3 separate regions of the Homo sapiens genome follow, and all the other regions are linked to region 1. A link is a contact called in ENCODE Hi-C data. All regions are on one chromosome and are shown on one strand. The core of a region is the stretch at or near the end of the contact, and the rest is flanking DNA. Distances in the headings are between cores, read along the strand shown. Region 1 holds the start of LINC03052 (long intergenic non-protein coding RNA 3052). Region 2 has its middle 99 kb from the start of LINC00342. Region 3 has its middle 91 kb from the start of TRIM43.

Region 1 (4,093 bases), core at 763-3,262:
AGGAGAACATACTTAACATGCCAGTGGAAGGTGAAATTCTAAATTATCTGAGAATATTTTTGAGAACTTTGTTTAATTCTCAGTGTAGAAAGATGTACCCTTTGAATGACATTAAAAATTCACTAGAAGAGTGAATAGTTAAAATGTCACATAAGTAACAAGAGTCTCAAAACAAAAAGTGTTCTAAAAGTTTAAAGTCCGTATTTGAGATAGAGGAGAGAATAAATAATAGTTCATTAATTAGTCTTTATTATGTGAAAAGACTTTTCTAAAATTCTTCCATAATAATTGAAGATATAAATTACAATAATTAAAATTTACAAAAGAATAAAAGCATTAAAATAAAGTGTGAAAAATTTAAAAAGGGTAAAGATGAAAATTATTTAATTTTTAATCTCAAAAATCCGAAAGTGATTTTATCAATGTCCTAAGAAAATTAAAATGAAAACAAACTTAATAATGTAAAGAAAGGAGGTTTCTGCCGGGCTGGGGGCGGGAGCTACGGCTTCTCTGGGGACGCGGAAGCGAGAAGCAGGGACCTTGGGGCGCGCCCGGTTTTCCGGGACGGTGCCCCGGCCCCCAGCCCACGCCTCCGGCCGCTGGCATGGTGCTGCTGGCTGGGACCCGGCCGCAGGGTGGCTGGGAGCGCTGCATGACCCCGCCACCGCCGTCCCCACTCCTAGGCGCACAGGTCGAGGAGGACCGCGCTGACTACAAAGAGTTCCAGGGCCCCACACCTGCAGCATAGCCTGGGACGACTCTGTACCCTTTCCAGGACGAGGAGGAGCACGGCGTCGAGGGCTTGGAGAGCGTCCCGGAGGAGGGCGTCCAGGAGGCATGGGGCTGCTGCGGACGCTGGTGCGGCGAGGGGTGAGCGTTGAGAAGGCGCAGGAGACTGACCACAATGGCTGGACCAGCCTTAATGTCGCCTGCTACCACGGCTTTGTGGATATACCGTGGTGGCCTTAGCTGAGTAACCCCACACTGACGTCAACTGGCAGGACAGGGAGGGGAACGCAGCCCTAAATACAGCTGCACAGGCAGGAGCTGCCTCTGGCCCCATGGGCACCGTTGCCTTGGACACTGGCTCTCAGCCTTGTGCTTCCTGGTCAGCATCACGTGGGCTGGTTCATTTGAGCTTTAACACAGATCTGGTGGAAACACAGGCTGCCAGGCCCTGCCCCTGGAGTCTTTCTTTGAATAGGCCTGGGGTGGGGCCCAAGAATGAGCAGAAGAACAGGTTTCCTGGTGAGGCTGATGCCGCTGGCCCAGGGTTCTCACGTTGAGGACCGAGAGCTTTGAGGTTTTCATACCTGATGATGTCCAGGAACCCTTCTCAGTAGGCACTGAAGACCATCAGCAGAATCACAGACCCCAGGAGAGATGTCGTCAGACAGACACAGAGGCATCACCGAATTAAAGTGAAAATGAAGAAAGGAGCTGAGCATCTGTTTCATGACTTTCGTGGCTGTTTTACTAAAGAGGCTATCCTGGCCCAGTCAGGGCACGCTATCATCACCAACTACTTGTTGAACTACGTTCAGGGTCTTGATCTTGAAGGAGGGACGCGTTCGGGTTGAAAGCCGCCATGCAGGGTCGAACGGATCGCATCGGAGCCCTGAGCTAGCAGGGGCGGGTGTCCACGCGAGGGCCCCCGCCGTGGGATGTCGCCAGAGGAGTGGCCACTTATACGTCCGCCTCATGCAGAGGCTCCTGGAGCGCCCCTGCCGGGAGCTGTTGGGGAAAAAGTACCAGCTTGAGCTGCCGCCGCTCCCCGAGAGGCCGCAAAAGCCCGAGGGCTCCAAGAACTGCCTGCAGAGGCTCAGGGACTGCGAGCTGTCCGCGCTGACGCCGCGCTCCATGCGGGGCCCAGAGGACCGGGGCGCCCTGGACCACATGGTCAGGATGACCACGAGCCTCTAACAGCCCCGCCGGGGCCCTCGCGTGCCAGACTATGTGCCCCGAGAGCACCTTGTGCTGGGGGAAGAGGCGGCTGGCGGTGCAGGAAATCCTGGCGGCGCAGGAAATTCCGGCGGCGCGGCGAGGGGTGGGGGGAGGCAGGCGCAGGAGGCGGGCGAAGAGGAGGGCGCAGAGTAGCATAAGCCGCTCGGCCTAGCGGCCGCTGGCTCCACAAAGGCCTCCCCAAGAGCCGGCCTCCCACCTGCCCGGCTGCCGGGGTCCTGGGGCTCCGCCGCCCCCGCCCCGCGGACGGCCAGCCTCCTGCCCCTGCAGTGCCTGCAGCAGAGCAGCTTGGGGCCCAGCGTGGTGGTGCCCAGGTCCGCCTCAGCAAGGTGCCCGCGCCCACCTTCCAACCCAAAAGGCCGGCGCGGAAGGGCAGCATAAAGGCAGCGGCCACCTGCGGATACCCAAGTGGCCTTACAAGGTGGCCAAGGAGGAGAAACGGGAGGCGGAGGAGGCCGAGAAGAGGCGCCAGGCCAAGGTGCAGGAGAAGCGCCCGCCGCCCTGGAAGAAGAGGACGTGAGAGTCCGCGGGTGCTTGGCACGGGGTTTGAGGGCTGGGTGAGGCCGCGGGGCTGGGCACCATGGCAGCTCTCGGGACCACCGGGCAGCGCGCGTTTCCACGCTGTCTCTCTAGGATGCTCCCAGAAAGGGGCTGGGGGAGCCACATCGATTCGCTTCACACCAGCCACCCTAGCAATCAGTACACCTAGGGGGCATGTTCCCTAAAAGGCTCCCTTTAGAGAACCTCAATTAAGATTTTTTTAAAGATTAATTTATTAGGCCAGGCGCGGTGGCTCACGCCTGTAATCCCAGCACTTTGGGAGGCCGAGGCGGGCGGATCACCTGAGGTTAGGAGTTTGAGACTAGCCTGACCAACATGGAGAAACCCCATCTCTACTAAAAATACAAAATTAGCCGGGCGTGGTGGCACATGCCTGTAATCCCAACTACTCGGGAGGCTGAGGCAGGAGAATCGCTTGAACCCTGGAGGCAGAGGTGGCAGGGAGCCAAGATGGCGCCATTGCACTTCAGCCTAGGCAACAAGAGCCAAACTCCGTCTCAATTAAAAAAAAATCAATTTATTAAAGGATATTTTCTGTGTAATTTTGTATTTTTAATTGTTGTCCAATTTGCCAAGTTTTACAAGTGATAGGGTCCCTTGTATCCAAGGAAGTTTTTATACACTTACCTGAAGACCTTTTATTTAAAACACTGTTTCCAGCAATAAATATTTATGATATCTGTAGGACTTTACACAGAAATCATGGGATTCTCTCCTTTTTGGGCTGTTTGCTTTGGTCTTCTCATCATGGGTGGATGTTTTTATTAATTAGATTAAGTGATGCCGGATATTTCTATTTGATGGAGGGATTGACTGGTTCAGCCACATGATCAAGTGAGACAGAGAGATCAGATTTTATTGTATCTTTTTAAAAAGTATTATCCAATACAGTCATATATTGAGGAAAAACATTTATCGTCAAATTATAAAACAATGCAGAGATAGGCATGTCTGTATTGCTAGAATTAAACTCATTTTAAGCAAGGAGTTTTAGATAAACTGTATACAAAAATCTTTAACATATTAAAATAGACATGAGAAAAATGTGTCATTTGATAAAATGGGGGAAATGTAATAAATGATTACCAGAAATATAAAATTAAGCCGTATATGCTCTTAAGTAAATCGAATCTAGGCATCCTTAAAATGTAAAAAAGGATGCAACAAGAGTAAGGAGCCCAGAATGATGTAAATTACAGGAATGGGGTGTAATGTAACCTCTAGAGGAGGTGATGTTTAGAAGAAGCAAAGAGAATGCAATGAGAAGCAAACTTGTTTTAGGCAAATTCTCCTGGAGTGGACCAGGCAGCCCCCTCTTCCAGACTCAGTTCCAGAGATTCCCTTATGTGGGTATTTGTTTTATTATTCCTTTGAGGACTGCATTTGGTGTTTAGTTCATCCTCATGTGGACCCTATGGAATTTCCAAGATGCGGGGCCTTAGCACTGTGGCACCTTCCTGCCACACGTACATAATTCACAGCATTACCAAGTCACCACAAGCCCCACGCTCACCTCTGTCAGCCCAGGACCCAGCCAGGCAGTGCCACGTGGTCTCCCAGGCTCGCTTCT
Region 2 (4,093 bases), core at 447-2,946, 200 kb after region 1:
TGGGTCCACCCTTGCTTCCTTTGTAGTGAGCTAGGCTGTATGCATGGATCCATCACCTGGGTGTCTGGCCCAGGCCAAGTTGCTTGGCTTCTGTTTGTTCATGTGCAGCACCATGGTCATCACAGTGATGTGCTCGCCCCACAGAATCATTGCAAGAACATGTCAAGGTAAAGCAATAAAACATACTTTCAACTCACCGGGCTTTTATTCAGCTCCAACTATTCACTAATGCTAAATATTGGAGGAGGAGGTGACACCCAGGGGTTGCAGGCTCAGGGAGCTAGAGATGTGAACTTAGTAGCCCAAATCTGAGGGTGGGTATCTTAAATGCAAATAACATACTTAGGAGAGGCTGAGGAGAAGATAATTCCAACATTGAGAAATATTTGAAACAGGTGGTCTGAGCCAAGGTTTGAAAGACTTCAAAAGGTAGATGGTAGGATGAGCAGGTACTTCCAGGCTATGAGAACAACTTGACTGACTACGAGAAATGAGGACATAAACCATGCGAATGGGTGATGTGTGTGCAGGAGCCAAGAATCTGTCTTTCTGCCTGTGGGCTCCATAGGATAAGGCAGTGGCCAGTTGTCTTAGCATGTTTAGGCTGCTACACAACGCTGCTATAACAAAACACCATAGATTGGGTGGCTTATAAACAACGGAAATATATTTCTTATAGTTCTGGAGGTTAGGAAGTCCAAGATCAAGGCAGATTGGATATCTGGTGAGGGCCTGTGTTCTGACTTATAGAAAGCACTTTATTGCAGGGTCCTCACATGGCAGGGGGGTGAGGGGCCTCTCTGCGGCCTCTTTTATGAGACACTAATTTCATTCCCATAGGCTCCACTCTCATGATCTTATCATCTCCCAAAGGCCCCACATCCTAACACCTTCACTTTGTGAATTTCTGAGGGACACAAACATGCAAATAATAGCACCAGTCTGAAGCCTTTCAAGCCATGCAGAAGACTTCCACATATATTCTCATATTTTCCGTGGGAAGCTTCGCCTGGTTTTGACAGAGGAGTGTCATGATGCCACCTATTTGAAAAAGATCCTTTGGGGCAACACTAGAGAGACTGGGTGAGCCCAGAGGCTGGGAGGTGGGCGAGGGGGGTCTTGCAATAGTACAGGCAAGAGGTGACGAGGGCCTGAGTTCAGGCAGTCAAAGAAGGGATGGAGAGGAAATGAGAGCTGCCAGAGACATTTGGGAAGGAGAACAGGCAAGTATTGGACAGGAAGGAGAAGTTTCCTTCTTCCTCCCATAGTACAGTTCCCCTGCACCCCTGCAATACACACCCAGCTTCCCCACACACTTGGAGGTGGCCTGGCAGAAGAGAGATTGACATTTCTGTTTATCTGCTGGCCTTTTAACTCTGTTCATAGCCATGAAGTCACCTTCTTTTTTTTTTTTTTTTTTTTTTTGCCTTACTACATTTGGGTGATTTTCCTTATAATAATTGTCATAGTCATAACTATAATAATTATAGTGGCAATAATAAGATTCTGAATGGCTCCAGAGCCTTTCTTCCTAGGATGTTAATGTGTGAGGTGGGGGTAGGAGGGGTCCTGGCAGGAATATTATTAGATCCAATTTGCTGAAAAAGTCACTCTCTGCCATTTGAAGAGAATCTGGCCGAGAGGGAAGCATTTCTGGCCTTTGGAGCATGGACTTGTTCCCAGATGAGAACCCGTGTTCTCCATGAAGATTGGCAAGGGGATTCCTGCTGCCTGCTGAAGTCTGCTAAATGCCGATTGGCTGCTCGTGATGGAGAAAAGTGGAGAGGTATGCTCCAGAGCTTTGCCCCTCTCCCGTCTCTAAGAAGCCTTCCCACAGGTCTCTGGTGGACAATGACCCCTCCATGCCTGCCTCAGGCTCTCCTATTGTTGGGCTGTATGATTAGCATTTAATCATAATATACAATATATTGTAGCATTTTATGAGTTACAAAACCTGTTTGGCTTCATTATCTCATTTAAACCTCCTAGCCACAGAAGCTAATATTATTATCATTCCCTCTCCACAAATGGATTCATTTGTTCAATGAACTGGCATGGAGCAGATAGTGTTAGATACTAGGAAAATGAAGCATATGTGGTTCTGGGGGCTTCGCCCCCAAATCAGGTGCTCAGAGGTAAAGTGACTAAGACCCGAAGCAGAAGACTCTGATTTTCTTTCTCCAAGCTGCTTGCTCTCTTCTTCATTCAGCATACTTCAACAGCATACTACTGTTACCTTAACTTTTAACTGTTCAAAATACCAAATTTGAGCACTTTACTGCTTCATGTTTCAAATGTTCATTTTGTCTTCCCAAACACGTGGGAAAAATCTATATAAAAAAAGGACTTTATGAATTTACTTTTATTTTTATTTTGAGATGGAGTCTCGCTCTGTCGCCCAGGCTGGAGTGCAGTGGCATGATCTCGGCTCACTGCAACTTCTGCCTCCTGGGTTCAGGCAGTTCTCTGCCTCAGCCTCCCGAGTAGCTGGGATTACAGGTGCCCACCACCATACCTGGCTAATTTTTTGTATTTTACAAAAAATACAAAAGACCTGTCCAGGCTGGTCTTGAACTCCTAACCTTGTGATCCACCCTCCTCGGCCTCCCAAAGTGCTGGGATTACAGGCGTGAGCCACTGTGCCCAACCAACTTCACTAGTTTATTATTATTAAAGCCTATTTGTGGTAAGGAGTGTCAAAGTTTGTTTACACTTAGTAGTTACTGATCAACTATTACACAACATGTTTGGGCATACAGTAGTTGATCAATAAATATCAGTAAGCCAGAGGGTTCCAGATCTCCAGCCTTAGCTGACTTCCTCTTAAAACACTGGGTTTTATCCTCATCATCAAAAGTATTTCAAGCACTTTATTTCTGGAACATGTGGAATCTTTCCTTTTAAAGTATTTTGTAGCCAGTTTCAAAATGATGCTGATATTTTGGAAGAATATTAATGTGTCCATCATAAACAGAGAACAGTTGAGGCTAGGTAGGGGAAATTTGAAGTCCCACTTCCTTGTCTGGCTTGATGGCTGGTCTTCCTAGCATGTGAGTTATTTAGACGGATATGGAAGGATGGAAAGCCAGAGGCGCCCTATGTTGACGATTTCTCTCCAAGTGCTCTTGTTGCGCAGCACAGAGGAACTCTCGATTGACTGGACGCATGCTCCCACCTTGTGGTGAGATTTGATATCCTCTGGTCTTTTTTCATCTGTACATCCTGCTGGGGAAAATGCAACCATTTAGTCAGTGAGTGTTTGCTGAGCTCCAGGTGTACTCCCAGGCAGTAGGTACTGGGATACAGACATGAAAGAACAGACAGAATTGTCCTCTTGAGGCTTACTTTACTGGATGTGTGTGTGTGTGTGTTGGAGGGGAGGGGGATGTAAGATGGGCAACAAATAAATTTATACAGATAAAAAACAAAGTAAATTCAGATAGTGTGAAATACTATGACGATGAAGCAAGATGATGCAATGGAGTGACTGGGGAGGAGACCTGTTTCAGCTGGGGTAGCCTGGGATGTTTAAGCCCAGGCTGACTGATGCACAGAAGTCAGGCTTGTGATGGAAGTCACCAGGATGAGGGAGCAGAATGAAGGCCGGGGGGGATGCCTCATGGTCTGCAATAGGAGAGTGCCTTCCAGATGAGGAAGGAGAGGCAGACAGGGGCCAAGTCACAGACACAGCCTTCCAGTCCACTCCATGTGCAATGGAAACCACTGGGAGGATTGAAGAAAAGGGACACTAGTTTGAAGTGCCTCGTGAGGCTCTGTGTGTTTGTGTGTGGACTTTTCCTTAAATGCAGCAAGCATGTGCAAAGGGCCATGCTTGGAGCTTCCCCAGAAATTGTGAGCAGGGACTCACACTGTATCACTGCACCTTAGAATCATCTGGGGAATTTTACAAAATCCTGTTGCCTGGGCCCTACTCGTGAGCAGTTAAATCAGAAGAGCTGCAAATGGGGCCCAGGCCTCAGTGGTTTTTTTGTTTGTTTGTTTGTTTGTTTTTGTTTTTGTTTTGGAGACGGAGCCTTGCTCTGTCACCCAGGCTGGGGTGCAGTGGCGTGATCTCGGCTCACTGCAAGCTCCG
Region 3 (4,093 bases), core at 1,020-3,519, 160 kb after region 1:
CACCTGCAGTGCTCAGGGTACATTGTGCGGGGAGAGCAAGAACCTTGGGAAGGAGACCTGGGGATCTGCCATCAGAAGAAAGTGAAAAATAGGAGGCTTTCTCATTTGTAAAGCACTTTCACAGCTTTTGCCTTAATCCATTCTCATGACAGCCTTGGGAGTTAGGCATGGATTTTTTTAAAAATCCCCATTTTCCAGTTGAGAAACTGAGTCCTGGAGAGGTGAAAGAATTGCCCAGAGTCATCTAACTGGTACATGGCAGGAGAGCAGAACCTGATTCTCTTTTCCCTGGGCTCTGCTGCTTGTCAGGGTTGGACATGAGGTCCCCAGAGGAAGCCCACGTTGCTGGGGGGTTAGACGGGAGGGGGACAGAGCAGGTATGGCTGGGGTCCTAAGAGCTGAGGTGAGAGAAGTTCTGAGGCACGTGTCCTCATCTTCAAAGTTCCAAGTAGGGAAGGGGGCCAGGGCTGAGGGTCTGAGAGTGGCATAGCCTGAAGTCCAGAGCTAGAGGACAATGCCAATGGCAAGAGCCCAGAAATGAAGGGACCACCTCAAATGGAGTGCTCTATGGGGTGCCCTCTCCAGAATCTAAGGGGAAGGAGAAGGTCCAGCAGGAATCACGGGTTTGGGTCTCTGCCATTCCTAACTCCCTGGTGCCTCAGGCATCGACGGGCAGGATGCTTGGAGGCCATGGGCTGCAGCGGAAGGAACACATGCTTTGGAGACAGATTGCTCTGGATTCAACCCCTGGTTTGATCACTTCCTTCCTGTGATTTTGTGTCTCAGTTGCCCTTTCCATAAAATGGAATAACAGCTTTTTTTTTAGTCATAAGGTGTGAATAAGTGAATGCATATTCACAATATCAAATGACTCATTCATTTCATGAACCAACATGTGCCAGCACTGTGCTAGGATAGTTCTGTGGGCCATGCAGACAAGGTCCCTGTCCTCATGCAGTTTACTTTGGTGCCCAGCACAACATAGGCCCCTACAAGCACCACTTCATTCCTCCCATCTGTAAAGTTACCTGATTTCTGTCCTGCAGTGCCTGGCTCCATGCCAGTAATCAGGAAGGAGAAAGGGGTGAATCAGAGAAGCAGAACCTCAAACTTTGTTCTGAGCCCACAGTTCCTGAGCTAAGCAGGAGCCAGAGGTCAGCAGGGTGAGGCTGGGGGCTGGGGACCAAAGAGGAGGGTTGGCACGTCATATTCCTCCTTATCTGACTGCCCTTGCACCAGAGCCCAGAGAGTTTGACAATGATGATCTCACTAGTGTTCAAAGCTTCCCGAGGGAGGCCAACAGCAAAGCAGAAAGCACTGGAGTGTGCTTGTGTTGACAGCTGCCGGATCAGAGGGCCTGGCTTGGGATCACAGGCTGCGGGGGTGGTGAAGCAGTGTGCAGATTCTGAAGCCTGGCACTCCCACGTGGGGCCCCAGGAGCCAGGTTCACCCACACAGAAACTCAAGGGAGGCTGCGTTTCCTAACCAACAGCCTTCACCTTGTGGTAGATTCTTTTCCTGTGGGTCATCTCTTTCAATTCTCCCAAGACTGCAAAGAGAGATTATTGTTCCCATTTTCTAGATCAGAAAACTGAGGCTCAGAAGAGTGAAGTAGCCTGCTTAAGGACGCATGTCTTCATCATAATAGTTGGTATGCAGGTTCCCCTCCCTGTCTCCATCACACACACACACACACACACACACACACACACACACACACACACACACACACACACACTGCAATGACTGTCTCCTAGGCTGGCTAACAGTGGACCAAGATGAGCCCATCCTTATCTGCATCCTGCATCAGTCCACGGAGAGCAGGCAGCAGGGATAAGGATGGGGAAGACAGGGTCAAGGAGTCAGACTACAGGCACCCCTGTGGCTCAGGGCATAGAGGGGGCTCAGGACACATGGAGCACCCCCTTGCCCACGTTCCTTTTCCGGGTCTGCCTCTCTACCAGACCTCTCTCCTTCCTCCTTTTTCGCATCCTCTTTGGATTCATTTTCTCCTCTCATTTCCCCTTCTCTGCTTCCTGATTCACCCTTTGCTATCTTTTCCAGTCTTTTCCGTTCCTCTCTTCAGTCTCTCCCTCTCCCTTTGCTTCCTTTCCCTGGACTCCCCTGGCTCCTTCTCCCTTTCTCATCCTCCCTCGTGTTTTCCTGTTTGTCTCTTCGATCTCCTTCCCTCCTTTTCCGTTTGTCTCTCCCCGGCCTGCGCCCCTCCCCGCCGCTCGCACCCTCCCTCGCGCTACTCCCTCTGCGCAGCCAACCCTCCCTCCGCCCCCTCGGGCCCGCCCTCCCCTCGCCAGTCTTCCCCGTTCTCTCTCCGCTCTCGCTCTCCGTGGTTTAGTGCTTGCCCTCCTGCTTCTGACAAACTATTTGTAGGAAAATGAGATTTGGTCCGCGCTGGACGGCTCCTCTGGGAAGCAGGCGTGGGGGTCGGGTGTCGGAGGCCCCGTGCGTCCCCCCACCCCGTACCAGAGCCCACGGCGCTTACGGAGCTCTTTAAGATAAATGAGTAAAATTAAGAGACTCGCCGGGGGAAGAAAACACTGGAAGGGAGCGAGCGAGAGCGGATGGTACTTGGTTTCCTCCCAGAAATGCATCCACGTGCGCCCCACTGGGGCCTCCCCCATCTGCTGCAGACTCCAGGGAACTTCCTCCCCTCAAAGACAAACTTCCAGCCCTGGAGCATGTTTCTTCCTTCCCTGGGATGTGGCGCTGAAAAGGGTAGAAACCTCTAGTAAGGCACAAGCAACAGATTGGGGGTGGAGCAGCAGGTCTCTTTGGAGGTGGCCTGGAAGAAACCTGACAGAGAGGATGGGAAGGGGAGAAACAGAAGAGTGTGACGAGGTGGGTGTCCAAGGGCAGTGGGACAGGCTGTCCGGGTGGGAGAGTGGACTTGAGGAAGTAGCTGCAGGCCCAGACTACTTCAGCCACACCCTGATCCCCTGGGACCCTCAGGGCACAGAAGGCAGTGCTGGCTCCAACCTCAGTCCAAGGAGCTGTGGAAGCCTCAGAGGCCCTTGGCAGAGGTGAGCCCTCATTTCTCACCTCAAAGGCAGGGATTGAATCCTTGTCACCCAGACAAGGATTTTCTCTTGTCTGGGTGGCAGAACTATAAGTTGTCAGAGGGCAAGTAGTGGGTCTTTGGTTTTTCTGCAGTACCACAGGGCTAGCTTACCTTAGGCCATAAGTATTATTTGTTGAGATGCGTGAATACAAGAATGTCTTAAAAGCTCTAGGCTCAATTTTCAACTCCCACAGATGTGCAATGAAAACAATTTTCCAGACTACTTTTTTTCCCTCTTATTTTGAAAGCAATACACTTATTTTTTCCAACAAACATTGAGACAACAGAGATAAGCAACATAGAAGAAAATAATAATCACCTGTTATTCTACTATAAACAATTTGGAATTTATCCTAAATCTCAAAATATACATGTATTAAAACACAAGGTCATATTATAAACATTGTTTTGACCTGCTTTATTTCATTCGATGTTAAATTGCAAATACCTTTTTATATCATATTAAATATTTCTTCTAAAACTAAATTTTAAGTTGTTACAGTGTTTTATTATAGGTTTGTATGCTCTGTGGATGATTTTTTTTTAACAAGGCACATATTTTTGTTCATTTTGATTGTTTCTAAATTTTTGCTATTATCAAGATTTCCTAACTTTTGCATTATTCAGAGTTTTGTTTTTTTTTTGACAGAGTCTTGCACTGTTGCCCAGGCTGGAGTGCAGTGGTGCGATCTCCTGTCACTGCAAGCTCTACCTCCTGGGTTCACGCCATTCTCCTGCCTCAGCCTCCTGAGTAGCTGGGACCACAGGCGCCTGCCACCACACCCAGCTAAAGTTTTGTATTTTTAGTAGAGACGGGGTTTCACCGTGTTAGCCAGGATGGTCTTGATCTCCTTACCTTATGATCCGCCAGCCGTGGCCTCCCAAAGTGCTGGGATTACAGGTGTGAGCCACTGTACCCAGCCCAGATCATCCCATTTTTATCATAGTCAGTGTCTTAGTCTGTTTTGTGTTGCTGTAACAGAATACCACAGCCTAAGTAATTTATAAAGAAAAGAT

The links. A loop is a pair of places that touch in the nucleus more often than their neighbours do. Pooled maps may share reads with other maps.
Region 2: a map of heart left ventricle shows a loop between it and region 1 (7-fold over the local background). The contact joins the enhancer-like site here to the promoter of LINC03052 in region 1. A Hi-C loop is called at or near these places in 5 of 168 maps with a recorded cell type or tissue (Calu3, PC-9, dorsolateral prefrontal cortex and 2 more) and 17 of 50 pooled maps.
Region 3: a map of PC-9 shows a loop between it and region 1 (4-fold over the local background). The contact joins the enhancer-like site here to the promoter of LINC03052 in region 1. A Hi-C loop is called at or near these places in 2 of 168 maps with a recorded cell type or tissue (IMR-90 and PC-9) and 6 of 50 pooled maps.

The regions. Positions count from the first base shown.
Region 1 is chr2:95,524,742-95,528,834 of GRCh38, forward strand. LINC03052 (long intergenic non-protein coding RNA 3052) reads right to left here and starts at 2,013. Exons shown (of 1, transcript NR_182300.1): 1 at 132-2,013. It also overlaps the pseudogene ANKRD33BP1. RefSeq lists a silencer at 1,993-2,282 and an enhancer at 2,423-2,552.
Region 2 is chr2:95,725,940-95,730,032 of GRCh38, forward strand. No RefSeq gene overlaps it. Among named protein-coding and RNA genes, the nearest start is that of LINC00342, 99 kb to the right of the region's middle. Within about 2 kb of position 1,697, at least 2 of the 41 ENCODE cell types and tissues checked have a DNase peak (open chromatin) inside an H3K27ac peak, as active enhancers do.
Region 3 is chr2:95,680,467-95,684,559 of GRCh38, forward strand. No RefSeq gene overlaps it. Among named protein-coding and RNA genes, the nearest start is that of TRIM43, 91 kb to the left of the region's middle. RefSeq lists an enhancer at 2,803-3,303. Within about 2 kb of position 2,270, at least 16 of the 41 ENCODE cell types and tissues checked have a DNase peak (open chromatin) inside an H3K27ac peak, as active enhancers do.